Linked DNA regions of Homo sapiens: regions 1 and 3 are each linked to region 2. A link is a contact called in ENCODE Hi-C or POLR2A ChIA-PET data. All regions are on one chromosome and are shown on one strand. Each heading gives the region's core, a stretch centred on a gene start or an enhancer-like site at or near the end of the contact. The rest is flanking DNA. Distances are from core to core; before and after follow the strand shown.

Evidence for each region. A loop is a pair of places that touch in the nucleus more often than their neighbours do. ChIA-PET counts read pairs that join two places held with the same protein, here RNA polymerase II (POLR2A). Pooled maps may share reads with other maps.
Region 1: a map of naive thymus-derived CD4-positive, alpha-beta T cell shows a loop between it and region 2 (12-fold over the local background). The contact joins the promoter of TEC here to the promoter of CORIN in region 2. A Hi-C loop is called at or near these places in 2 of 168 maps with a recorded cell type or tissue (both naive thymus-derived CD4-positive, alpha-beta T cell) and 8 of 50 pooled maps. POLR2A ChIA-PET finds 5 or more read pairs at or near these places in 2 of 52 experiments (OCI-LY7 and PC-9).
Region 3: a loop to region 2 is called in a pooled map, with 2.6 times the contacts of the local background. The contact joins the promoter of TXK here to the promoter of CORIN in region 2. A Hi-C loop is called at or near these places in 8 of 50 pooled maps. POLR2A ChIA-PET finds 5 or more read pairs at or near these places in 3 of 52 experiments (activated CD4-positive, alpha-beta T cell, activated T-cell and activated naive CD8-positive, alpha-beta T cell).

The regions. Positions count from the first base shown.
Region 1 is chr4:48,268,578-48,272,331 of GRCh38, reverse strand. TEC (tec protein tyrosine kinase) reads left to right here and starts at 2,494. Exons shown (of 18, transcript NM_003215.3): 1 at 2,494-2,580. LOC105374445 (a long non-coding RNA gene) reads right to left here and starts at 2,360. Exons shown (of 2, transcript XR_007058111.1): 1 at 2,266-2,360. RefSeq lists silencers at 2,425-2,494, 2,555-2,684.
Region 2 is chr4:47,835,819-47,839,442 of GRCh38, reverse strand. CORIN (corin, serine peptidase) reads left to right here and starts at 1,376. Exons shown (of 22, transcript NM_006587.4): 1 at 1,376-1,556. The coding sequence starts at 1,494. The region is part of intron 1 of LOC101927179 (a long non-coding RNA gene); the gene reads right to left.
Region 3 is chr4:48,132,134-48,135,933 of GRCh38, reverse strand. It overlaps TXK (TXK tyrosine kinase), which reads left to right and starts at 1,684. Exons shown (of 15, transcript NM_003328.3): 1 at 1,684-1,779. The coding sequence starts at 1,764. It overlaps TEC (tec protein tyrosine kinase), which reads left to right. Exons shown (of 18, transcript NM_003215.3): 18 at 1-151. RefSeq lists a silencer at 1,948-2,242.

The DNA of each region.
Region 1 (3,754 bases), core at 1,245-3,744, 430 kb before region 2:
TGCCCCCCAACACAGTTTTTTTGCATAGAGTTTCAGATGGTTTATGGTCCTGTCCCCTCAAAGTACATCTGTGCTAGGGGAAATTACGTTAACTAGCCAAAACAAGTACCTGAATGGGACAAGAGGCAGGAGAGACTCGGGTAGGGAGGAGAGAGTAGATCATAAAAAAGAAATTTTACTAGATTCATTCAAAGTACTAGTCATTATACTCAAAGTCCTCACTGGAGAGAGGATTTGTAATCAGAAGGCCTTGGTCCAAATCTGTGCCCTCTTCCCATCTCCCCTTTTCCTAGATAGTTGTCTGACTTTTGGAAAGTCATTGAAACCTCTCTGACCCTCAGTTGTTGTTGCTGTTATTGTTTTCCCTGTTAAATCAGGGTTCCCCAACCCGCAGGCTGTGGACCAGTACCGGTCTGAGGTCTGTTAGGAACCTGGCCGCATAGCAGGAGGTAAGCGGTTGAGCGGTGGGCAAGGGAGCAAAGCTTCATCTGTATTTACAGCCACTCCCCATTGCCTGCATTACGGCTGAGCTCCGCCTCCTGTCAGATCAGCCTTGGCCTTAGATTCTCTCAGGAGTGCAAACCCTAGTGTGAACTGTGCATTCGAGGGATCTAGGTGGTGTACGCGTTACGAGAATCTAATGCCTGATGATCTGAGGTGGAACAGTTTCATCCTCAAACCATCTCTTCCTGACACCTGTCCATGGAAAAATTATCTTCCATAAAACCAGTCCCTGGTGCCAAAAAGGTTGGGGACCACTGTATTAAATGGAATCTTGTTAGACTTCTCAGGGTTATTACAGTGATCAAAGGAGAAATGATATAGGAAGGCACTACTTTTAAGTCCCAAGCAAGCATGAGGTGTGATAAGTATCAAAGCACTTGCCATTCCCTTAGCTTCAGCCTTGGGTTGGCCGTCTGTCCTATCATTCAGGTCTCAGCTCCACTGTTACCCCAGAGAAGCCTCCAGTAACATCATATCTAAAGTAGCCTCCCTCTCCCTTTCACTCTCAATTCCATCACCCTGCTTTATTTTAGTCAAGACACCTCACTTACGAAGTGGTTTAATTTTTTGCTTGCCTGTTGATCATGTGAGACAAGTAACAAACGTTAAGAAGCCATGCTTGCTCATTTCTGCTTGTCAGCATAATTTCACACAGCCCCTGACTCTGTGACCACCTGCAGCTGGCGGAAAGATGCTTTGAAGACAAAACGAGATAGAACACAGGATCCCCCACGTCTCTTGCCTGAGCCCTTGCCTTTTACTGCACCTAAGATAAAGTCTGATGAGGTTAGTGATTATGCTTCTGTAATCTATAAACAGATGTACTCTTAAGCCCAAACTGTGATGTGCTTTTACACATACTGAATCTTCACCAACTGTTTCTAAATTGAGAAGGGAAGTTCTGTGTTGGAGGGATCTGCTTGAATCTCTCTAAAAGACTCCTCCAGGGCTGTAGGCCTCCATCTCTAGTCCTCAGTAAGACTTCTGAATAAAACTAACTTTCATTCTTTAACAGCTTGATTTTTAAATTTTAGTCGACAATCACTTATTGTCTTTCTCCTACAGTAGAATAAAAGTTTCCTAATGGCAGAGTCCTTGCCTCATCTTCCCCAGGCATGGGAACAGTTCCTGGTATAGGATGCACACAGATTTTGCTGATTCAGGATAGCCGTGAATAACAGTGGAGACTCCAGAGGAGGAAGACCTGGATTTGAAGCCCAGCTTCTCAACCCAGCTTCTCAATTTACTAGTTGGGTGACATTAGGCAAGTTATTTAGCTTCTCTCTGCCTCACTTGCACCGTATGTGAAAAGGGGGATTCTGATAATATACGCTTCAGAGAACTTTTAGTACATGTGAAGTACCTAGAACAGTGCCTGGCACACAGTTAAGTCTTACATGTGTTTTCTACTCTTCAGTGAGTTTAATGTTAACACATTAATAGTGCACGTGACCCTCTAAGTGTATCAGATATGCACTGCTCCCTCGGGTTTCACAGGAAAACCACTTACTCTTTTGGTAAAACAGGCTGCATGGCTCCACTGCTCCGCGTCACCCGCCTGGCCTCCCACCGCTTAGCGGAAGGGGAGGTGCGGTTCCTAATTCCGACAGGCACGTAGTCTTCCACAAGTGGCACTACTCGGGGCTCTCCTGGCTAGGGGCGTTCGAGCCACTAGGGGCGGGTCTCCTGGGATGGGAAGACTGGGGCTAGGGAGGTTCAACGCCGCCCCCGGAAACCTAAGGGACGCTCCCTGAAACTCACCGGGACGCGCTTCCGACCCATTCCGGTCACTTGCCTTGAAATCGCCGCAGGGCTGCGCAAACCTGCCACCCAGGGCCCAAGCGACCGGGGCGGGGCGATCGAGGACTGGGCGGGCCTGCAGGATCAGAGGCGGGGTAGGGCGTCCACGGGGCCAGCAATCGGGGCGGGGCGGGGTGATTGGGGGCGGGACGGGGAGATCAGAGGGCGGGGCGGGGCGCTTTGCTCTGGACTCTGGGGCGCTAGGCTCCGGACTCCGCGGCGCAGACTGCACCTCGCAGTCTCCCCAGGTCCGCCCAGCAGCCGCGCTTCAGCCAGGTAAGGGCGCCGCGGGCGGGCTGGGGCGGCCCCGGGAGTGCGATACTCCGGGCGAGGACGGGTGGGGAGGGGGATGAGCGCGGCAAGAGGCGGCTTCCACACGCCCCTCGAGGAACGGGGAAGGATTTTCTCCCCTCCGTGCCGCAGTGAGCGCGGGTGCGCCGTCTCTGGGTCCCCTCTTCGGTCCGGGAAGGAGGGACAGGTGCGCGCAGTGGCGCAGCCTCGCCTTCCTGCCGGCAGTAGATTCTCCACTTCTCCAACTCCCGCACTGACCTCTCCTAAGGAACACCCGCCCCTTTTTCTTGAAGTTCCAGGCCTGAGGCCGCCCTGCGGCAAGTTCAGCGTTGGGGTCACGTCCCAGCGGCGAGCAGGGCTGATGCCTCCTTTCGGGTTGGGCGGCGGCGCGATCTTGATTGAAATTTGGCAGTGTCGAGATAGATATACCTAATGTAAATGACAAGTTAATGGGTGCAGCACACCAACATGGCACATGTATACATATGTAACAAACCTGCACGTTGTGCACATGTATCCTAGAACTTAAAGTATTAAAAAAAAAATTTGGCAGTATCGGCCAAGATGTTCCGCAGTTGCACGTGACTCACCCAGTGAAGTTCACGTTCTCTTCCCCACCCCCCCAATACCCCGCCCACCTCGCCCCGGGAAGTTGTGTTTGAATATTGAAAACAGGTGCCCGGCCAATGTATGTACTTCTTGGAAAAACTAGGGCCTTGACCTGGGAGTGTACACTTTCCTAATTTTCTTTAATCCTAAATTTCTTGTGGATTTTATTTTATTTTATTTTTCCCGTGGACGTGTAACATGGTGGTGTGTACCAGGTTTGGAAACAATCTCATCCATTGCTATTCTTTGGAAACTGGAATATTTGATTCGAAAGATTGATCTTAATGTTAACTTGGAACAACAGGATGGCTGGTGGCTAAGTGGGTTTGAAGATTATCCAAAATAGTTATAAGTTTTGCGCGTATTCCTTGTATTTTTCCAGTGAATGCTCATTTTCCTCTTGGGAAATTCTGAGAATTTACTCACTTCTAGATTATTCTCTGCTAAAGAGCTGGGAAGAAACAAACCAGCGGATCTCCCAAATAAAGTTTGGGATTTAACAGTTTAGGTCGTGACACTGGTAGCTGCTTACTCTGCAATAATCACCTGG
Region 2 (3,624 bases), core at 127-2,626:
AGAAAGACTATGTGATTTGCTCACAGTTCTTGATTCCCAGACTGGCACTGCGGTGATGGTGTGTGATGAGGTAGTATCTTAGTAAGAACACAATCCAGAAGTCACTGCCTCGGGGGAATCCCAGCTCAGCTTCTTGCTAGCTTGCGTAGGCTGGTTACTTCACTTCAGCTCCCTGAATCTGCTTTCTTATCTCTAAAATAAAAATAATAGCTTCTTCCTCAGAGTAGTTGGTGGAACTGAAAGAATACATGTAAAGTGCTTAGTATGACACCTGCCACATAATATGAACTGAATTATTGTGAATTATGATAAATTTGTCAGATACTGGTTTACAAATCGGATGTTAGAATAACATGGAATCAGTGTTTCAGTCATTTTACTATACATATGCAATATTTTCTACATTTGATCTCACTTCAGAAACAAAATACTGCCCCCCCCATTTTACAAATGCATATTTTTTTCTCAGCAATAATGTTCAAGAACAAGTGCTTGGCCCATATTTTGTTGTCTTTACATGGCTTTCTTTAAATAATGGGGATGGATTTATTAAATAACCTCATGAGTAATTTTCAAAATTTCCATTAAGATCTTGATTGAAATTGGATGAAAAATCATTTCTAAGAAAAACCCAATGAAGTGTTTTTCTTTGCCACATTTGACAATTGCCTTGGACTTGGTAAAGTAATCATTACTGTGTTGAGTACCTCCAGTGCCCTCCTTGACGCTGCCTTAGAAAAGGTAGCTGCTTTTGAATGACAGGCAGGAATTTGTTCGCCTTTTAGGTTCAGCCTGTAGGTGCCCTCTGCAGGAAATCAGGAACTAGGGTTTTGGAAGCAGTCAGGGTGGGGTTCTCCCTTGTCCCTGCAGCCTCAGCAAAGACTCAGGCAGTCTGGCAAAAGCAGTTTCTTCAGCATACCTAACAGAACGCAAGTTTCCATATGCCTGATGCAAATAATGGCCTCCAAACGTTAAACCTTTTTTGAGATAAACTTGTTCTTTAATTGCCAGCGCCTGCAGTTAATTTTGATTGGCTACACTCTGGTTAAAAGAAAATGCTTTCGATGTGATATGGCAAATTTGGAGAAAAGTAACTCTTTTGCTCCCAACCAGTCTTCCACAACTTAAACTTAATCGTCCTGTCCTTTTCTGCTGCCCTCGTGGAGTGTAAGTTTTTGAGGGAGACCAGCAGAAACTGACTTTCCATATGCCCCTGAAGAATAACTTCTTTGAATGCAAAGAGGTGGGGACACGGAGGATCTGTCATTACGGGTTATTATGGGTGGGACCCAGAGACGGGAGTGAAGGGAGGGTGTGGCCCGCGGGTGGGATCTGTAGAGCAGACAAAATATGGGGCCCCTGGCGCTTAAAGTTCAGTTTGTCTCTCTTGAGCTTGGAGAAAATCATCCGTAGTGCCTCCCCGGGGGACACGTAGAGGAGAGAAAAGCGACCAAGATAAAAGTGGACAGAAGAATAAGCGAGACTTTTTATCCATGAAACAGTCTCCTGCCCTCGCTCCGGAAGAGCGCTGCCGCAGAGCCGGGTCCCCAAAGCCGGTAAGATCGATGATTCGCTGTCCTACCGCAGCCAGGTGTGATGGCCTCTTAGTCCCGGTGAATTCAGGGTCAGCCCCTCCCGCCCCCGTCCTCTCCTCCGCCCGATGCCACCTCCTTCCCCAGCCGCCGGTGAGCTCCCGCTCTGACAGTTCCGCGCTCAGCGCCCTGCACCCAGTTCCCAGGCGCACGGCCCTGGTCCCGACCACCACCCCGGTCGCCCGGCGTCCGAGACCCTCCCAGGGTCATGGGCAGGGTTTCCTTCAGTGTTCGAGTCGGCTCGATCCGGAGACCCCGGTCTCCATGCCGGGGGTGATGCCACCTTTCCTGCAGAGTCCCTCCTCCGCACGGTGCCCTCCAAGCATCTAGTGGACTTGGCTGCACACTGGCGGCAGGGGAGGCTGCAGGTGGAGCTGTCGGAGCCAGCCCCTCGGGGATCTACAGCTTCCTGTCTGCGCCGGCGTCTCGGGCGCCGGGTGGCTGGAGGGACTGTGCAGCAGTCTTGCCTGCCCCAGACGTAAGCCCCCTTCCCCAGCTGCGAGCGCCTGGGTGTCGGTCCCTCCACAGCCCGGGCTCGCGCTTGGTTCCCCGGCCCCCAGTTGGTGCCTGGGGATCACTCGCCCGTCCTAAGTGCTGGCATCCCAGAACTGGCCCTCTTGCAGAGTGCTGGGAACTTGTAGGTCCCTGCGTGCAAACTTTCTCCGGCGTGAACCTGCCTAGGCACAGGAGGGCTGGCCGCCGGGGGCGCAGGCTCTGCGCTGTAGGATTTGGTTGGCTCAGATCCAGTCCTGGGAAGGGGCAGCGTTGGCTCTCGTTCAGGAGGAGAAAGAAAGGGAAGGGCACCACGGACAGTCCCTACTGGCCTGAGCCCCCAGGAAGAAGGTCTAATTTGCGGCTGCCCCTCTCCTTCGGTGTCATTAGGGCCCCGGAATCCGCTTGCTACCGCGAGGGTCCCAGCTGCTCCGAATCGGGGACCGACCGGTGACGCTAGCTGCAGGCAGAGAGGGCAGGCTGTGCGGGCGGAAGGGAGGTGGTGTCTTGTCGGATCTTACTGGGACCCAGTTCCTGAGCTCCCGTGGCAGGCGCCTCACTCCTGCTACTACCTGCTCGGGGCCAGTGGATGGCAGTGTACGCGCTTTTTGCACGGCTCCCGGTTCCTGGGACCGAGCCCTGGGAGCTCTGACTTTGAATTCAGCAGGGAAGCTTCGGGGCTGGGCATTCCCAGGGAAGCTGTTCGAGTAATTCATAAAGTGGAGCTTTCCTCCCGCGGGAAACTTCTGAGAACGATGCGCTGCGAAGACGGACTCCTGTACAAGACTTCGATGACTGACATAGGCACAATTGTGGCTTCTAGTTTTTATTTTAACTTTTTATTTAAAGTAACTTATCGATGGAAGCGAAACTCTGCAAAGGAACGTCAGACCGCTACCAGAAAGGGGGTGAAGTCAGGACTTACTGGTGATTATTGTCCAAGGACACATTTAAGCAGATAGTTTTGAAATTAATTTTGGCATAACCCTGAGACAATGAGAAGAAACAATGCATTTATAAAAAGTTATTAAACCATTTTTTTTTGTCACAGTCAAAACATTCATTAGCTTGTTTCTATTATTAGGTGCCCAATAGGTTTGTTGTGTGAGATTGTGCTAAAAATTGGTCCTCAGATCCTGGGACTTGAGAGGTTAGAGGAGGTTCCTGGGGCTTGCGAGGTTAGAGGAGATGTCTGCATAGACTCACGTGTGGGCTTGGCTGACCAGGCAGGTTTTCCATAGAATGCTTTCCAGGACACCAAGAATTTCAATAGGATGAACTATTTTGGGGTTATTTGGGTGTGGAAACACATCAACCTCAAAACCCCAAGATTCTATAAGGCATTTTTTAAGGGGGAGGGGACTCTTTCCAGAAAGTTCCTTTCAGGGTAGGCTTACAGGACCAACGATGAAAGCCTCTGTTAACCTTCCTGTGGGTTAAAAAGACACACCAAGAATTGCTCTATTAACCTTATCAAGCACATATCCAGGTACAGAGACACTTTCTTAAAAGATGCAAAATTCATTCCATCAGAAACCTT
Region 3 (3,800 bases), core at 435-2,934, 300 kb before region 2:
GCGCCTTCACTCTGACCCTGGAGAACCATTTCATTTCATCCTGGTCAGTCTAGAGTCTGTGCACCAGGCAGTCCATCCACTGAAGGCTGTGTTTATTCTTTTCCTGTGCCCCTCATAATGGAAGAAAGTAAACTGCTTATCCCGAGCCTTATCACAATCTGCCACATTCCTTCTTGTCTACCTGTTTAACTGTACCCCCATCACAAAAACAGGCACAACTTTTTTTTTACATTCCAGGGTACATGTGCAGGATGTGCAGTTTTGTTACATAGGTGAACGTGTGCCATGGTGGTTTGCTGCACCTATCAAAAACTCATCACCTAGGTATGCATTAGCTATTTTTCCTGATATTAGCCTGATATATATATTTCCTGATATTAGCCTGGCATGCATTAGCTATTTTTCCTGATGCTCTCCCCTCATCTGCCCTCCCCAACAGGCCCCAGTATGTGTTGTTCCCCTCCCTGTGTCCATGTGTTTCATGGTTCAGTTCCCACTTATAAGTGAGAACATGTGGTGTTTGGTTTTCTGTTCCTGCATTACTTTGCTAAGGATAACGGCTTCCAGTTCCATCCATGTCCCTGCAAAGGACATGATTTCATTCTGTATAGCTGCATAATATTCCACGGTGTATATGTACCACATTTTCTTTATCCAGCCTATCATTGATGGGCATTTTGGTTGCTAACCATGCACAACTTTTAACTGACTTGTAGCTCATTGAAGGAGTCGGTCCTGGCACACTCTACCTTACTATCACTGTCAGCCTTTTCTCCTTCCTTCCTGACCTTCCCTCCTCCCATCCCATACTTCCCTTTTCACCTTGAGGAGCTACGGGAAGTACTAGGTGGTATGAAAGAGAGTGAGGAGAAGATAGAGTCCCTGTCCTAATGGTCAGTGTATGCTTTTTATGGGAAAACAAGATAGATAGCACCTGGCAACATTTGTCAACATTTCCTTCAAAAATCTTTAAATATTTTTCACTAAGACTTAGAAAAAAAGTTTTATACGAAAGCATAACAAAGGCAAAAGGTGAAGTAAAAATAACAGTCATCACCCAGAATGCTAAGGAGACCTTAATCTAAACCAGGAAATTGGAAGGGCGATTAGAATATGCTGTGTCTTCATTAAAGTTGCTCTGTTAATTAGTTGACACATGGTTATGCTTTCCAGTGGGATGAAGTGAAACTCCCAAGTGTGTTTTGTATTGTTGGTGTTTTTATATTTCTCAGCCATCCCCCAATCACATTTTAGGGTTATTACTAGATTGACTTCCCCCAAATAAAGTGTCTGCTGAGTGGGAGGATGGAACATTCTAAACTCAATATTCCAGAGCCTAGAATCTAATTGTTTCTGCCACTCACGGTGTGGCCTTGGGCAAGTCCCTTATTCTGTCTGTGCCTTCATTTCCTTCCCAGTCCAGAGAGGGCAGTTTGATTTGATAATTTTAAAGGTGCCTTTTACCAAAATTTTGTGATTTCTTGAAAATGATGTTTGCGAGTCACCCACACCTTTGGGGATGAGAGACTAATAGCAGATACCCTCAGAGATTGGGATGGAGATTACTGAGCTTTCTTATATATGCCATTGGTTGTCATTTATACTCTTCTGAGGTTTTCAGAACAGGAAAATAGGTGGGGTTAACTCTGCCCGTGAGAAACATCTTGAGCGAACTATGATTTCAGTTGAAAGATGTGTTTTTGTGAGTAGAGCACCGCAGAAGAACTGAAGACTGTTGTGTGCTCCCCGCAGAAGGGGCTACCATGATCCTTTCCTCCTGTGAGTAAGATGGGCTTTGTCATTTATTTTTGGGGCTTGTTCTGGGGCCTGTTATTCTTGAACAGCAGAGGAAGTTTTTTTTTTCCAAGGCATAGAGCTTGGGGACATTAAAAGATAATTTCCTCAGATGTTGTGACAGAGTTTTGTTTCTTATTTAAAGAACCACAGTGATGATGTAATTCTAATAAAGGTTCAGCATTGAGAACATAAATGAAAGAAAAACAGAAAGAGTGTCCAGAAATCTGCATATGTGTGTGTAGAAATGCAATCAGTATGAAGTACTTGTTTTTAGAATGAGACTGTAATGAGCTCTGGGCTGAAGGCCAGGAGACCAAGTTCTAGTTCTGGATTTGCTCCAGCAGTGGTGGATCACAGTGGGCAACTTTATATATATATAAATACACACACATACACACACACACAAATAAATATCTATATTTAAGGCAAAAGGAAGAGAAGTCAAAACACAACTGTGTTTATACTCTGAAATTATCTGCTTTATCAAGTAAACATATAGACTTAACCTTTATTTTCACAGGGGTATTTATTCACAATTCTATGTAGACTTCCGTTATCGAGGACCTTTCCCAAGCAATTGAAATTTAGGCAAAACTGATTCTTATCTGCAGTCAGAGCCTGAGTAAAGGCCAAAATAAGAGTCAAAGTCACGAGTCTCTACCTGGTTAAAAGTGTGAACATGGTCAAGTGTGAACACTGGCTCAAATGTCTCTTTCCCTCATATATAATACTACATATGAAGATGTTATTTTAATATTTTTATAGAATATAAGACCATCATTAAAAATAAGTGCTTGTTTTAGGAGAACAGAGAAAGATTCCCTAGACACTGTTATCTGTGAAGATCCTTGGTTTGAAAGAGCTGTGGGGGATGCTTATAAATCCAAAGAAATTAGAATAAAAAAAAAAACCAAGCAGAATAGTCTTCTAAATAAGAAGGCAGCCGTCATATCAGAATTGCAATGTGTTTGTTTCTTTATAAAGGTATTTATTGAGCACCTACTATGGGCCATGGTCTATACCAGTTCCTTTATATTCATTATCTGAAATCTTCACTACAAACTGGCAAGGTGAAAATTGTTATTCTTATCTAGCCAATAAGAAAATTGTGCCTTTGAAAGTTTAAATCTTGCCAGAAACTCATATGGTTGTCAGACGCAGGATTTAAGTATGAGACTTTTTTTTTTTTTTTAGACAGAGTCTTGCTCTGTCACCCAGGCTGGAGTGCAGTGGCACGATCTCAGCTCACTGCAACCTCCACCTCCTGGGTTCAAGTGGTTCTCCTGCCTCAGCCTCCCGAGTAGCTGGGACTACAGGCGCATGCCACCATGCCTGGCTAGTTTTTCTATTTGTAGTAGAGACAGGGTTTCACCATGTTGGCCAGGTTGGTCTCAAACTCCTGACCTCAAGTGATTTGCCTCAGCCTCCCAAAGTGCTGGGATTACAGGCATGAGCCACCACACGCGGCCAAGCATGAGACTTGCCAGACTCGGGATTTAAGTGCTCTTCCTTTTGCCTTAAATATATATACACACACACATACACACATATATAAATGAGTTTATATGTATAAATAAGCTCTCAAAGGGAGTGTGTGTATGTGTATATTTGTATACATATAAAGCTGCCAACTGTGATCCACAAATGCTGGACGAAATCAGAACTAGAACTTTAGCCCAGGCCACTCCCTTTTTGCCCACCTTGCAACAAAATATAAAGAAACAATAAACCTGAGAGGTGCTTTAAGAACTTTATTTTGGGAGTTGCTTTGGAAGACTATTCAGTCCCATGTGCAGTTTTGGAAATACTTATTAATTTACCTCTAAGACTCAGAGGGCCTTATTTTGCAGATAAGGAAGGAAAATACTGTCTGATTTTAATACTAGGTGACGATGGAACCAAGCTTCAACAAAGCTCAGTCATATCAGATTAAAGCAATCAAAGACCAGCTAAAAAAGTCAAGTTTTTACATTTCTGACTTTTAAGTAGCATTAAGGAAAAAT